Regions from separate parts of the Homo sapiens genome. Here all the other regions are linked to region 1. Evidence: chromatin contacts called from ENCODE Hi-C or POLR2A ChIA-PET data. All regions are on one chromosome and are shown on one strand. Each heading gives the region's core, a stretch centred on a gene start or an enhancer-like site at or near the end of the contact. The rest is flanking DNA. Distances are from core to core; before and after follow the strand shown. Region 1 holds the start of TUG1 (taurine up-regulated 1). Region 2 holds the start of SLC35E4 (solute carrier family 35 member E4). Region 3 holds the start of OSBP2 (oxysterol binding protein 2).

Evidence for each region. A loop is a pair of places that touch in the nucleus more often than their neighbours do. ChIA-PET counts read pairs that join two places held with the same protein, here RNA polymerase II (POLR2A). Pooled maps may share reads with other maps.
Region 2: a map of B cell shows a loop between it and region 1 (26-fold over the local background). The contact joins the promoter of SLC35E4 here to the promoter of TUG1 in region 1. A Hi-C loop is called at or near these places in 6 of 168 maps with a recorded cell type or tissue (B cell, CD4-positive, alpha-beta T cell, CD4-positive, alpha-beta memory T cell and 3 more), 9 of 37 single-sample maps with no recorded cell type and 15 of 50 pooled maps. POLR2A ChIA-PET finds 5 or more read pairs at or near these places in 12 of 52 experiments (CD4-positive, alpha-beta T cell, CD4-positive, alpha-beta memory T cell, CD8-positive, alpha-beta T cell and 9 more).
Region 3: a pooled map shows a loop between it and region 1 (6-fold over the local background). The contact joins the promoter of OSBP2 here to the promoter of TUG1 in region 1. A Hi-C loop is called at or near these places in 6 of 50 pooled maps. POLR2A ChIA-PET finds 5 or more read pairs at or near these places in 2 of 52 experiments (AG04450 and Panc1).

What each region holds. Positions count from the first base shown.
Region 1 is chr22:30,967,947-30,972,388 of GRCh38, forward strand. TUG1 (taurine up-regulated 1) reads left to right here and starts at 1,319. Exons shown (of 3, transcript NM_001396518.1): 1 at 1,319-3,833. The coding sequence starts at 1,411. The coding sequence ends at 1,872. It overlaps MORC2 (MORC family CW-type zinc finger 2), which reads right to left and starts at 828. Exons shown (of 26, transcript NM_001303256.3): 1 at 1-828. RefSeq lists an enhancer at 1,230-1,559 and a silencer at 1,590-1,839.
Region 2 is chr22:30,633,640-30,638,081 of GRCh38, forward strand. SLC35E4 (solute carrier family 35 member E4) reads left to right here and starts at 2,142. Exons shown (of 2, transcript NM_001001479.4): 1 at 2,142-3,430. The coding sequence starts at 2,812. RefSeq lists an enhancer at 864-1,568 and a silencer at 1,900-2,349.
Region 3 is chr22:30,692,817-30,697,258 of GRCh38, forward strand. OSBP2 (oxysterol binding protein 2) reads left to right here and starts at 2,058. Exons shown (of 14, transcript NM_030758.4): 1 at 2,058-2,737. The coding sequence starts at 2,094. RefSeq lists silencers at 1,731-1,810, 2,195-2,244.

The DNA of each region.
Region 1 (4,442 bases), core at 69-2,568:
GATATCGATTTCCCAGGATTCTGTCCAGTAAAGCTTCAGTAAGTCTGTGCTCCTTAATGACAGTTAAAGTAACCTAGTAGCTATCCAAAATATATGCAGAGATGTTTAAAACTACAATTTCTTCAAGTGTTTTTTTTTAATCTTCTCAATGATTTATGATGTAATATTTTGGAAGGAACTATGTCATAAATCTGTAGCTTTAAGGAGCTTTTAGCATTAAGTTGCGATAGCTCAATTCAGACAATCTGAGTCTCGTGTGGATGGTCCTGAAGGAGATGGTCCTTGAGTGGGTGGTTTATGACTGCTCCATCTTCATGTTCTTCCAGCCTTTTTTGGTTCCCCGAAATTTCCTGTCAGGAAATTTACCAACGCGGAAATTTACCCACTTCTGTCAGAAAACTGATCAGCCATGTCTTCGCCACACGTGATGCCAGGATTCTTAAACAGGCCCAAGACCGGAGACCAAGATGTCGACGGAGTGTTATATGGCGCAAGTTGCAGCTTCACCACCTCCCAAGTGAAAAAGCTCCTAGGCACTCACGATTTCTTTTTTCAAAGCCGGACCAAACCCAGTTCAGGGTGGTGGTCAGATTACCTCACACTTGGCCCACATAAACACCTCACAAATGACCCGCCCACAGCACCTCGGGCAGGCCGCGCCCCGCCCCCACGTCCCTCAGACAACAGCCTCAGCCTCCCAGGCCCTTCCCGGGCCTCGGTCCCGTGGCCGCCTCCCCACGAAGAGGAGCTACTCCCGGCTTCCAAGGACCGGATCGAGGGCAGTGGCGAGCGCACCACCTGACCGGGCACTACCCGGATCTCACAACTGCCTTTGTCCCTCCCCGCGGAATTGGAACCCAACAGCCGCAGAGCGCTCTTGGAACCATGTGCTGCTGCCGCCTCCGCCGCCGCCGCCGCTGCCTCCGCCGCCGCCCGCGCGCCGCCCGCGCGCCGCGCTAGTTGAGATGGTGACAGGATTCAGCAACACGAAATTCGGCGTTTAGAGCTGCTCTGCCGCCGCCGTCACAGACACCACAGCCACCGCTTTGTCTCCGATAGTGCACACAGCCCCGGCCACCTCGCACACTCCCCGACGCCCCAAGCCCCCGAGGCCTCCGCGGAGCATTCAGCCAATCACAAAGCTGCAGCTCCTCCCGCCCCCGCCCTGATGTACAGCCTCCTGATTGGCGGGCTGCGTGTCCCCATGTGACCGGATCTTGGTTGGCCGGTCCCGCCCCTGTCACGTGACAGCGTGCGCCTCTCTTCCTGCTTTCCTGACCCTCTCCGCCATTTAAAGAAACAGTACCGGGGGCGGGCCGAGCGACGCAGCCGGGACGGTAGCTGCGGTGCGGACCGGAGGAGCCATCTTGTCTCGTCGCCGGGGAGTCAGGCCCCTAAATCGAAGAAGCCCTGGCGCGCCCTCCCCCCCTCCCGGGTCTGGTAGGGCGAAGGAACGGGCGTGCGGTCGATCGAGCGATCGGTTGGCGGCTCTTTCTCCTGCTCTGGCATCCAGCTCTTGGGGCGCAGGCCCGGCCGCCGCGGCGCGCGCCCGGTGGCCGTTGGCGCTCGCGCCGCGTCTTTCTTCTCGTACGCAGAACTCGGGCGGCGGCCTATGCGTTTGCGATTCGACGAGGAGTCGTCCGGGTGGTCGGCGGCGGCGGGCAGCTGCTCCGCCCCGCTCCGGGGGAGGCGGCGGCGGCAGCGGCCGCGGGATTTGGAGCGGCCGGGGAGGCGGGGGTGGCCGGGGCCGGCTTGGAGGCCTGGCGCCACCCTTCGGGGCCTGCAAGGACCCAGTTGGGGGGGCAGGAGGGGGCCGGAGGATGGTTGGTTGTGGGATTTCTACTTTGCCTTTTCCTCCTTATGCCGCCTTAGTGAGGGGCGGGAGCTCTGGCGGCAGCCCCGGGGTGGGGAGACGAGCTCCGGAGTCGGAAGAGCTGGGTTTTCTTCCGGGCCTAGCCACCAGTTGGCGGAGTGACCTTAGGCGAGTCACTCTGTAATTTGTCTGCGCCTCAGTTTCCTCCTCTGCCTATCAATGTGTGTGGGGTTGAAATCGCTTTGTAAACTATAAAGCGTGGGTGTACGTAAAGGATGGTTATTGTTTATAATTTTTTTTGAGTTGTAAGAAAACTTAGCAGTTCCCCAATCCTTGGGTTTTGAACCTGGGAACCTTGGATTGGAGTTGGGGATCCCCAAACTTCCTGAAATTGTGGGAATGTGCGGTTTGGGGGAATGATGGGAATTTGTGGGAATGTGCGTTTTAGGGGAATGATGATCCATCGCTAGCAAGTTTTCCAAGGGGGCTGTGACCCAGAAGAGTTAAGAATCACAATTTCTTCATGCTACAGAGAGGAAACTGAGGCCTAGATGTCATTTGGGACCCTTCACAACCATTTTGAAGCCCTGTTTGAGTCCCTGGGATATGTGAGCTGTTTCTATGCATAATGGATATTCGGGGTTAACAACAGTCCCCTGCTTGGCTTCTATTCTGAATCCTTTTCTTTCACCATGGGGTGCCTGAAGGGTGGCTGATGCATATGGTACAATGGCACCCAGTGTAAAGCAGCTACAATTAGGAGTGGATGTGTTCTGTAGCATCCTATTTAAATAAGCCTATTTTATCCTTTGGCCCGTCAACTCTGTTATCTGCTGCTTGTACTGGTGCCTGTACTTTTCTGACTCTCATTGACCATATTCCACGACCATGGTTGTCATCCATTACTTGATCCTACTTTACATGTCTAGGCTGTGTGGTTGGTGGTGAATAGGCTTCTTTTTACATGGTGCTGCCAGCCCAGCTAATTAATGGTGCACGTGGACTTTTAGCAAGCGGGCTCACTGGAAGAGACTGAACCTGGCATGGAATTCCTGAAGATGTTTGGGGTTTTTTTCTTTCTTAATCGAAAGTTAACATTGTCTGAAAAGTTTTGTTAGAACTACTGCGGAACCTCAAAATCAGTAGATTTGGAAGTGATTCAAAGCTAAACTTTTTCCTTGGCCCTCCTTGTGTTCTAATTGCTTGCAAGTGTAATACTAGGATGTCCAAGATGCCAGTTTTTGCTTCTTTGTTAGTTGTCAGCTGCTTTTATCAAATTTCAGGCCATTATCCAACAAACACTATAAAAATGTTTGAACAATTGGATTTCAAACATTTTCGTTTTGTGGAGTGGTGCTCACCAAGTGGTACAGCCCTAAGCAAGTGAACACAAACACATTTAAGTGTATTTTGTCTGATTAGATGTTAGCCAGTTATGCTATTTCATTCAAATGTCTGAAAAAATCAATTGACTATTCCCTTTTCCTAAAGGGCAGAGACAGATAATCTCACTTCCAGAGAAATGACTTGGAGAAAAAAAAGTGTTGGTCTTTTTGCTCTTTTGTAATTAAATCCGGATGTACCTCAAAAGACTTAAGACTGTGGTGATAAGATGCTTTCCTCAGCAGAAAGGAGGGAAAAAAAACAACTGGAACTCAAAGCTTGAAATTCTGTGGCAAAACATGAGATGTCCAGGATTGGAGGTTGAAAAGATTTCACTACAGTGTTCTGCAATAGTTGGAGCAGATAACTTTCAGTGTAGCCACAGCCATGGACTCCAGATTTCCAGATTTTCAAGACCTGGACCTGGAACCCGAAAGAGCTTGTCACGATGCGGCAGGAACACTGGAGGTAGATTTTTTTTTATTTTTGAATTTTGGGACTGTTGACCTTGCTGTGAGAAAAGAGACAACGACTGAGCAAGCACTACCACCAGCACTGTTACTGGGAATTAGAAGACCTGAGTTTCTGTCCAGACCCTCAGTGCAAACTGAGGATGCTCCATCCAAAGTGAATTATGGTACTTGCCATTTTCCAAAATGCCTTATCCTTTACCATCTCTGCACTTTTGTTCATACTCTCATTCTACTTTGGAACTGCTGCTCTGTGGCTTTTCATCTGTCAAAACTGCCATTTTCTCAGTATCCAACTCTTATGCCCTCTTTTCCATGAGTCTCCTAACTAGCCAGAATAGAGCTTTAAAGTTTTATGACATTTCGTTATGTATCCTCTATCTGTATACAAAATCCTGTAAAATAGTTACTTGCCTGCATTTACTGTCTTTGCAGATAGCAGACTCCTTGAAAGCAGGGTCCTTGTTTAGTGCATCTTTGCCCACATACACCACAACATATCAAGATGCATTTATTAGGAAGGAGGAGTTTAGAGAGCAGGCTATCAGAATAACCACTCAGTAAGTGTTTTCTTAATTGCTATGTGATAACTTACATTACTCTTAATGAGGAGAAAAGTCGCTAGATATGGATCATGTTTATGTTTTAATGTTTTTTAATTCTAAATTTTGATCTAGGGAGCCCTCAGACATAAGGAGAAACCAATATGTTGAATGATGGGGTATTACATACAGAAGGACCAAGACCTTATTTTCTCCTACTTAAGATGGAATCTT
Region 2 (4,442 bases), core at 892-3,391, 330 kb before region 1:
CTCGGCCTCCTAAAGTGCTGGGATTACAGGCGTGAACCTCTTCGGCCAGCCTCCCAGCTTATTTTTGTATTTTCTGTAGACACGAGGCTTTGCCCTGTTGCCCAAGCTGGTCTCCAACTCCTGAGCTCAAGTGATCCTCATGCCTCAGCCTCCCAACGTGCTGGGACTACAGGCATGAGCCACTGTACCCAGACTATTGTTTTTTACTAAAGGAGACTTACTAGAAAACTGACAAAATCCAGGCTGGGCGTGGTGGTTTACGCCTGTAATCTCAGCACTTTGGGAGGCCAGGGTGGGTGGATCACCTGAGGTCAAGAGTTTGAGACCAACCTGACCAACATGGTGAAACCCTGTCTCTACTAAAAATACAAAAATTAGCCGGGTTTGGTGGCGCACGCCTGTAATCCCAGCTACTCGGGAGGCTGAGGTAGGAGAACCACCTGAACCTGGGAGGCAGAGGTTGCAGTGAGCTGAGATCGTGCCATTGCACTCCAGCCTGGGCAACAAGAGCGAAACTCGGTCTTGGAAAACAAACAAACAAAAAAACCTGACAAAATATCAAAGATAATTATAACCCTTAGGGGTCCCAGATTTCTCTTCCTCAGGAAATGGCAAGGGGGTGCGGGAGAGGGGCCATCCGCTTTGGCTGGCTTAGTTTCCTTTCCACAACCCTTTCTGGAGAAACACTAAATGCCACCATTTTTTGGTCCTTGGCCTGGAAATTTCCCTATCTGCACCCCCTGCGCTGTAGCTTAGGCTATTCAGCAGAGATCTGCAGGCTCCAGCGGGCGTCGGACTTACAGAGGCAAATGTGACCATGTAAATTCCCAGGCCCACCCGTGACAGAGAGCCTCTGATTCAGCAGGCCTCCTTTGAGGCTGGGGATTTTAAACCCGCGTCCTGTGATTGGGATGGGGATTGAGGGCTATATTCAGCGCCTGGCCACCAGAGGGCGCAGCGGGCTGGGTTCAGCGGTACCCCTTTGAGATCTTGTGTCTCAAGACAGGTTGCTGTCATCAAGGATTTGCTGGTTAGACAACAGGCAAGGGGTGAGCTGGGTCCTCTTGGGCAGGAGCCTAGTAGGAAGACCGACAACAGGAAAGAGGCTCACATCTGATACTGGGCACATGGCTGGGCCTTGGTCCTCGTGCTCCCGGACTTCAGAGCTCAGAGGGGCCAGGGCCTGGCCTAGCCTGGAATCTGGATGGACCTCTTCTGCCCTGGGGCGCGCCGTTTACCCAATCCTGACCTCAGAGAGCGTCTGTCGTTCTGGTGGGAAAACCGAGACCCAGACAGGAACAAGGGCTCAGTGGCAACCGCTCTGCCTCCCAGCCCAGGGCTCTGTCTTGCCGGGGCTGGGGCACAGGGTGGACCCCAGGAAGTTCTGCTATGAGTCAGCTTCGAGTGCTCAGGGGACCGGACAGAGGCTGCTGGCCGGGGAAGGATGCCGGCCGGCGGTACCTACTTCCGCAGCTGTGGGTATCCCTGCCTGGTGATTCAGCTTCCCTCTGAGGGTCCCCAGGGGGCGCCGCCCTGGACTGGGAGGCTGGGGAGGATGCTGGGGCTACGGAGGGGCGATGGAGGTGCCTTAAGGGACCCCGTAATCCAGCTCTGCTGGATGCTGAGGTCCCACGAGATAATTGTGGCCAGAGATCAGGTGGGCGTAAGACTGGTCCTAGGATGGGGGCTGTGGGCCCCTCCTCACTACCCTGCTTCTTGAAGATAGCCTGGGCGGCTGTGCGGGATACCCCAGTGTCTCCAGCAATGCGCGTTCATCTCCATGGAGGGCTCGCCTTGGCGCTGGGTGGGGAGCGACTTGGTCCCCCCTGGCGGCGAAGAGAGGCTGACCACGCCAGCTCGTGGGGGGGTCTACTGGGCAGATGCGCAGGCCCCGGGCGGAGGAGGGCTGATGGGGGAAATGCCAGGCCGATGGGGGAGGGGCTGTGAGCGGGAGGCGTTGGGGCGGGGCAAGACCGCCCTCCCGGTCCGGGGGCGGGGCTTGGCCTGGGGCGGGGCTTGGCTGGGGTGCTCAGCCCAATTTTCCGTGTAGGGAGCGGGCGGCGGCGGGGGAGGCAGAGGCGGAGGCGGAGTCAAGAGCGCACCGCCGCGCCCGCCGTGCCGGGCCTGAGCTGGAGCCGGGCGTGAGTCGCAGCAGGAGCCGCAGCCGGAGTCACAGCCGCAGCCAGAGCCGCAGCCAAAGCCTCAGAGAGCAGGAGTTGGAGCGCAGGCCCTGCTGGATCCGCGCCTAGCTCGCCGCCAGGCACCGGCCGGAGGACGGGCCGTGGTGTCAGCTCACTGCCCGGGCGCTGTGGGAGGCAGCGAGCCCGCGACCCCCCGGGCCGGGCACCGCCAGGCGCGGAGCCCAGATCGCCCCCCTGCCAGGCCTGGTCACGGCCAGAGCACGCAGGAGTTCCCAGGGTCTGGATCTGCGCGCACCCTAATGACCTGGGGACTGAAGAGAAAAAAGGAACGAGGATTTCATCTAAAAGCATAACGTGGGCACTAGGCGAGGAGGAAAGTGGAGACCACCTGGCACGGGGCAGAGGTGCCTGGAGCCCACGCTTGAGCATCGGAGACCCTGGCATCCTAGCAGCCGCGACCTTGGCTCTGCCCTGTCTGAGCTGGAAACACAGCTTAGCTTCTAGACATCGCTGGCACAGGCCTGGCACAAGTAAGCAGTGTCCTCACCTGTCTGAAACGGGACACGGGGTCGGAGGAACCAGGATCTAGCCTGGCCCCAAGCGGAACTCTCTGGTGGCCCAGAGGTCGTCACTGGGGAGCCCGCCTCCTGCCCTAGCCTCACTGGTGCGGATGTGCCGCTGCCCGCCGGAGCACCATGATGGCAGGATGACCTCAGCCGAAGTAGGAGCAGCAGCTGGTGGTGCTCAGGCGGCTGGGCCCCCCGAGTGGCCCCCTGGCAGCCCTCAGGCCCTCCGGCAGCCTGGCCGGGCCCGAGTGGCCATGGCAGCACTGGTGTGGCTGCTGGCGGGAGCCAGCATGTCAAGCCTCAACAAGTGGATCTTCACAGTGCACGGCTTTGGGCGGCCCCTGCTGCTGTCGGCCCTGCACATGCTGGTGGCAGCCCTGGCATGCCACCGGGGGGCACGGCGCCCCATGCCAGGCGGCACTCGCTGCCGAGTCCTACTGCTCAGTCTCACCTTTGGCACGTCCATGGCCTGCGGCAACGTGGGCCTAAGGGCTGTGCCCCTGGACCTGGCACAACTGGTTACTACCACCACACCTCTGTTCACCCTGGCCCTGTCGGCGCTGCTGCTGGGCCGCCGCCACCACCCACTTCAGTTGGCCGCCATGGGTCCGCTCTGCCTGGGGGCCGCCTGCAGCCTGGCTGGAGAGTTCCGGACACCCCCTACCGGCTGTGGCTTCCTGCTCGCAGCCACCTGCCTCCGCGGACTCAAGTCGGTTCAGCAAAGTAAGTGCCTGGGTGGCCAATTGAGAAGGTGGGGGTCCGGGTGGGTGCATGGCCTGGATGGCCCTGTGAGGGGTATGGCTGTTGTCCCATTTTACAAATGAGGAAACTGAGGTTCATGGCTGTGGAGGAAGCAGAACTGAGGCTCAGAGAGGGCCAACAGTTCAGTGAGTTCCAGGCCCCAGACTCAGGCTCTGGAGGCCCAACTCGTGTTTATTTGTTTATTTACTTATTTAGACAGGGTCTGGCTCTGTCACCCAGGCTGCATTGGTGAGATCTCAGCTCAATACAGCCTCCGCATCCTGGGTTCAAGTGATTCTTCTGCCTCAGCCTCCCAAGTAAGTGGGACTACAGGTGCACACCACCACGCTAAGCTAATTTTTGTATTTTTAGTAGAGACAGCATTTTACCATGTTGGCCAGGCTGATCTTGAACTCCTGACCTCCCAAGGTGCTAGGATTTCAAGCGTGAGCCACCCCACCTGGTCAGCTAATTTTTTTTTTTTATAGACACAGAGTCTTGCTATGTTGCCAAGGTAGGTCTTGAACTCCTGTCCTCAGCGATCTTCCCCCCTCAGCTTCCTGAAGTTCTGGAATTACAAACCAGTATTTAGTGATAGCCAGTGATCTGTGTTTGACTAGCCTTTTATCTCACTGTATTGTTCCCATTTGATAGATGAAGAGGCTTGCCCTGGGCCACGTGGCCAGTGAGCAGCAGAGGCAAGATCTAAACCCAGATAGTCAGACTCCATGCTTCCAAGAGATGTGGCCTGAGGCTTTGGACACAAAGGAAAGCCAGAAAGCATGGGCCAGGGAGAGAAAAGGAGGGTCTGGGATGAGCTGGGATTTGGAAGGTCAGGGGTCAGGTCTAAGTCTGGGGAGGGCTGTTGTTTACTGGGAGCTACAGTGTGACAGGCTTGGTGCTGAGTGTTGACCTTGAGTTGTCATGGCAACCACCAACTTTATCCCCATTTTACAGATGATGGGACTAAGACCCAGAGAAGTTCATGATTTGA
Region 3 (4,442 bases), core at 808-3,307, 270 kb before region 1:
CCCGAGTAGCTGGGATTACAGGCACACACCACCACACCCGGCTAATTTTTTTAATTTTTAGTAGAGACAGGGTTTCATTATGTTGGCCAGACTGGTCTCCTGACCTCGTGATCTGCCTGCCTCGGCCTCCCAAGGTGCTGGGATTACAGGCATGAGCCACCGTGCCCAGCTCTGGAAAAGTGTGTTTCTAATAAACCTCCCTGGGGTGATTTTAACAATTATCATCATTATTTTGAATCGGTGAAACATACACACAGTGAAACATACACAGTAAAACATACAAAAGGTTCAAAGTGTGAGTGAAAAGCAAGCATTCCACCTCATTTCTCAGTTGTCCAGTTCTGTCCCCCACTACACCCCAGAGGCAATCACTTTTCCTTGGGGGGACTCACCATGCTGAAGTTTGAGGGTCACCGTCATACATATGAGATAGACCAAGATGGGGGGCTCTCTGCACTCCAGAGCTCACAGCAAAATTGCAGGTAAGACCACCATTCAAAGACAAGTGCCTGAGGAAGGGGTCTCAAAGTCACCAGCAAAGATGCCAGCGGCTCCTGCTCAGTGCATGTCTGCACCTCCTATTTCTAGGACCTTCCAATCTGCTTCCTTCTGGGGACCACTTCACGTAGGAAGCAGTCCCTACACAGGTTATCTTGTCACAAGCAAAGATCAGGAATGGATAGGTGGGTAAGGGGAGAGTAAGACGTGATGGTGAGCTAAGAGGAGTCTGCAGAGAGGTCTAAGCTTGAAAAGTCTGGACAGAAACCCAATGTTCAGTCTTTCCATTTGTATTTCTGATTATTTGTAGTAACCATCAACTTTCGTCATTTGGATAGATTCTTAAGAAAAAAAAAAAATCACTGATGGCTGGGCACAGTGGCTCACGCCTGTAATCCTAGCACTTTGGGAGGCCGAGGCGGGAGGATCCTGGCCTGAGGTCAGGAGTTCAAGACCAGCCTGACCAACATGGTGAAACCCCGTTTCTACTAAAAATACAAAATTTAGCTGGGCATGGTGCGGGCCGTGGAATTCCAGCTACTAGGGAGGCCAAGGCAGGAGAATCGCTTGAACCTGGGAAGCGGAGGCTGCAGTGAACCAAGATCACGCCACTGCATTCCAGCCTGGGCTACCGAGTGAGACTCAGTCTCAAAAAGGAAAAAAAAAAAAAGCGGAAAAAAAAATTCGCTGATGTTTTAACCATTCTGGGGTCACAGCCTCCTTTGTTATGGACCTACTCTGGAAAAATGCACAGACAGGTAAACCTCTGCGGAAGCCTCACAGACTGCCAGCCTACCCAGGGATCCCGGGAGGTCCAAGTTCAGAATCCCACTTTGAGATGTTTCTTGTACTAAAACGCTTGGTTTACAAAAAGTCTTCCCCTATTTGTTTAGAGAACCCGAACGATGTCGTCACTGGCAGCGAAGCGCCTTGGCATGAACCGTAGGCCAGCTGGCTCAGGAGGTGGAGGCGGTGAGGCGGCCACTTGGGGCCACCGCTTCTGGCGGCCGCAGGAGCGACCCACAGACAGGTAATGGCTGCCATGGGGGGCGGGGCGTCGTCTTTAGCCTTTAGCGCCCCTGTGCTTCGTGCGCATTTCGTGGCCTCTGGGTGCCGTACCTGCTTCCCACCCGGCTTTCCTGGGTGGCGGAGAGCGAACCCACCCCAGCCTGGGTTGGGGGAGGGGGCGTCGGCGCAGGGTCCCGTGGGCAGAGCTGCGCTGGGAGCTGGCGGGCTCCGCATTCATCATTGTTCCTCCAGCGCCTGGCACGGCTGGGCCGAAGCAGAGACCGTGGCCTGAAGCGCGCCATCCCCTTCGGAGTTGACCGACCACCAAGCTCTTCCGCCCACAGGTGTTGTCAGAGCTCCTTCCACCGGCCGGACCTAGGAAGGACCCAGGGTCCAAACATGGCCCGAGGCTGGCCGAGAGCACAACAGCCGGCGGGCGCTGACGGGCACGGAGCGCACGGGACCGCGGAGGAACCCGCGCGCGCCCCCGCCTCGCGCCGCGCGCACGTGACTGCGCCCCCGGCCCCGCCCCCGGCCTGCCCCCCGCCCCCACTGGCCGCTCGGCCGCGCGCGGGTCGGCCGGCTCTATGGGGAAAGCGGCGGCTCCGAGCCGAGGCGGCGGCTGTGGCGGCCGCTCCCGCGGGCTCTCGTCGCTGTTCACGGTTGTCCCCTGCCTGTCGTGCCACACGGCGGCGCCGGGCATGAGCGCTTCCACGTCCGGCTCCGGGCCGGAGCCCAAGCCCCAGCCCCAGCCCGTGCCCGAACCGGAGCGGGGACCGCTGTCAGAACAGGTGTCGGAGGCAGTTTCGGAGGCAGTGCCAAGATCGGAACCTGTGTCCGAGACGACGTCTGAGCCGGAGCCAGGGGCTGGGCAGCCATCGGAACTGCTGCAGGGGTCGCGGCCGGGGTCAGAGTCAAGCTCAGGTGTAGGGGCTGGGCCCTTCACTAAGGCCGCATCGGAGCCGCTCTCCCGGGCGGTGGGGAGCGCGACCTTTCTCAGACCCGAGTCAGGATCGCTGCCAGCGTTAAAGCCCCTGCCTCTTCTGCGACCAGGACAGGCGAAGACTCCTCTTGGGGTTCCAATGTCGGGGACTGGCACGACCTCCAGTGCCCCACTGGCCTTACTGCCTCTGGACAGCTTCGAGGGCTGGCTTCTCAAGTGGACCAACTATCTGAAGGGCTACCAGCGCCGCTGGTTCGTGCTGGGCAATGGTTTGCTCTCTTACTACAGGTATGGAAGCGCCAGGGTGGGACATGGGGGTTGGAGGGTGGTGATGCTGCAGGGATGGTGATGGAGGGCCTCCATGGTTGGCGGACACTGCCACTAGTCTAGAGATGTTTAGGGGCATGCATTCCAGCAGGCCAAGTCACGCTTCTGGCCCGCCGCCAAGGGCCGGGGGCCCTGACCTCTGGCAAGGGTGAATGTGATCTGCGGACATGACCTCTGGCAAGCTTGGGTTTTTGGGCAAGTGGGGAGGTGGAGTAAGGGAGTGATCTGGGGCCTCAGTTCCCTTCTGCTTGGCAGTTGTGGGGCTTGGGGCAGCTAGCTAGAGTCAGCCCCTCAAAGTCCTTGCCCTTTCTGGTTCGGGAGCTAACATCATTGTGTGTTTGGGATTGAGGGAGAGAGTCACCTTGTTCAGTCCTTAGGACCCACACTCTTAGGAAGGGCTGCTTATTCTTCCCGCCTGGGGCAGTTACTCCCACCTTTCCTGATGCCTCTGGTTGCCAGGCCTTGGGCTGGGCACCACAGACTCACAGATGTATTGGACACGGTTCTTGGCCTTCAGGAGTCCATCTTGGCATTTTGCGGAGAGCTAGGAAGTGTTTTGCTGCCCTCCTTTCTTATTCCAGACCCAGCACGGGATTCAAAATTAAAGTCCAGTGGTGAGAGAGCTAACACTGTCTTCCCACTGAAACTGGTTGAAAGGAGGTTACTGAAGCCTCCCTTTGCTTTCTTACTGGCTCTTCCCTGGGTCTGCTTCCTGGGGATGGTTGGTTTAAGCCTTGAGAACTCAGATCAGTCTATGCCAGTGGTTCTCAAACCTGAGTGTGCATCAGCATTCCCTGAAGAGCTTGTTGGAACACAAAGTGCTGGGCCTCCCCAATGAATTTCTGTTACAGTGGGCCTAGGGGAAGGGCCTGAGATTCGGATTTTCTAATAACTTCCCAGGCGTGGCTGGTGATGCTGGTCCAGGACCACACTCTGAGAAGCACTGTTTCATTGCTGCACACAAAAGGACCTTGACTTGCTGTTGCTGAAATTCAGGTCACTTCACTCACTTCATTCAGCCAACAGTATCCCTTCAAGTCACCCACTACAGGGTTTTGTTTTTTGTTGTTTTTGTTTTTGAGACGGAGTATTGCTCTGTCGCCCAGGCTGGAGTGCAGTGGTGCAATCTTGGCTCACTGCAACCTCCGCCCCCCAGGTTCAAGCAATTCTTCTGCCTCAGCCTCCTGAGTAGTTGGGATTACAGGCGCCCGTCACCATGCCCGGCTAATTTTTTTTTTGTATTTTTAGTAGAGATGGGGTTTCACCATGTTGCCCAGGCTGGTTTCGAACTCCTGACCTCAGGTGATTCGCCTGCCTCGGCCTCCCAAAGTGTTAGGATTACAGGCATGAGCCACCACACCGGCCTCTCCTGTCTTACAAATGAGGAGTTCTGAGGTTTGATGGGGAGACACAGAGCCCATTATCCAAAGGCACTGGCCCAGTAGACGGTAGAGAGGGATTCTGAACACCAACATCTGGACCTGTCCCAAATGTGTCCTGATACCCACTCACCTTTGAGTTCAGCATGTCTGTGTTACCTGTATTTACCAGGTACTACTAAACTGAAGAGTTAAAGGTAATGTTTATAAGTATAGTCTCCCACAGTGGCAGAAATGCCTGGTTTTAGTGGAAGTAAAACCTGATATCATGCTTTTGGGTTTTAATT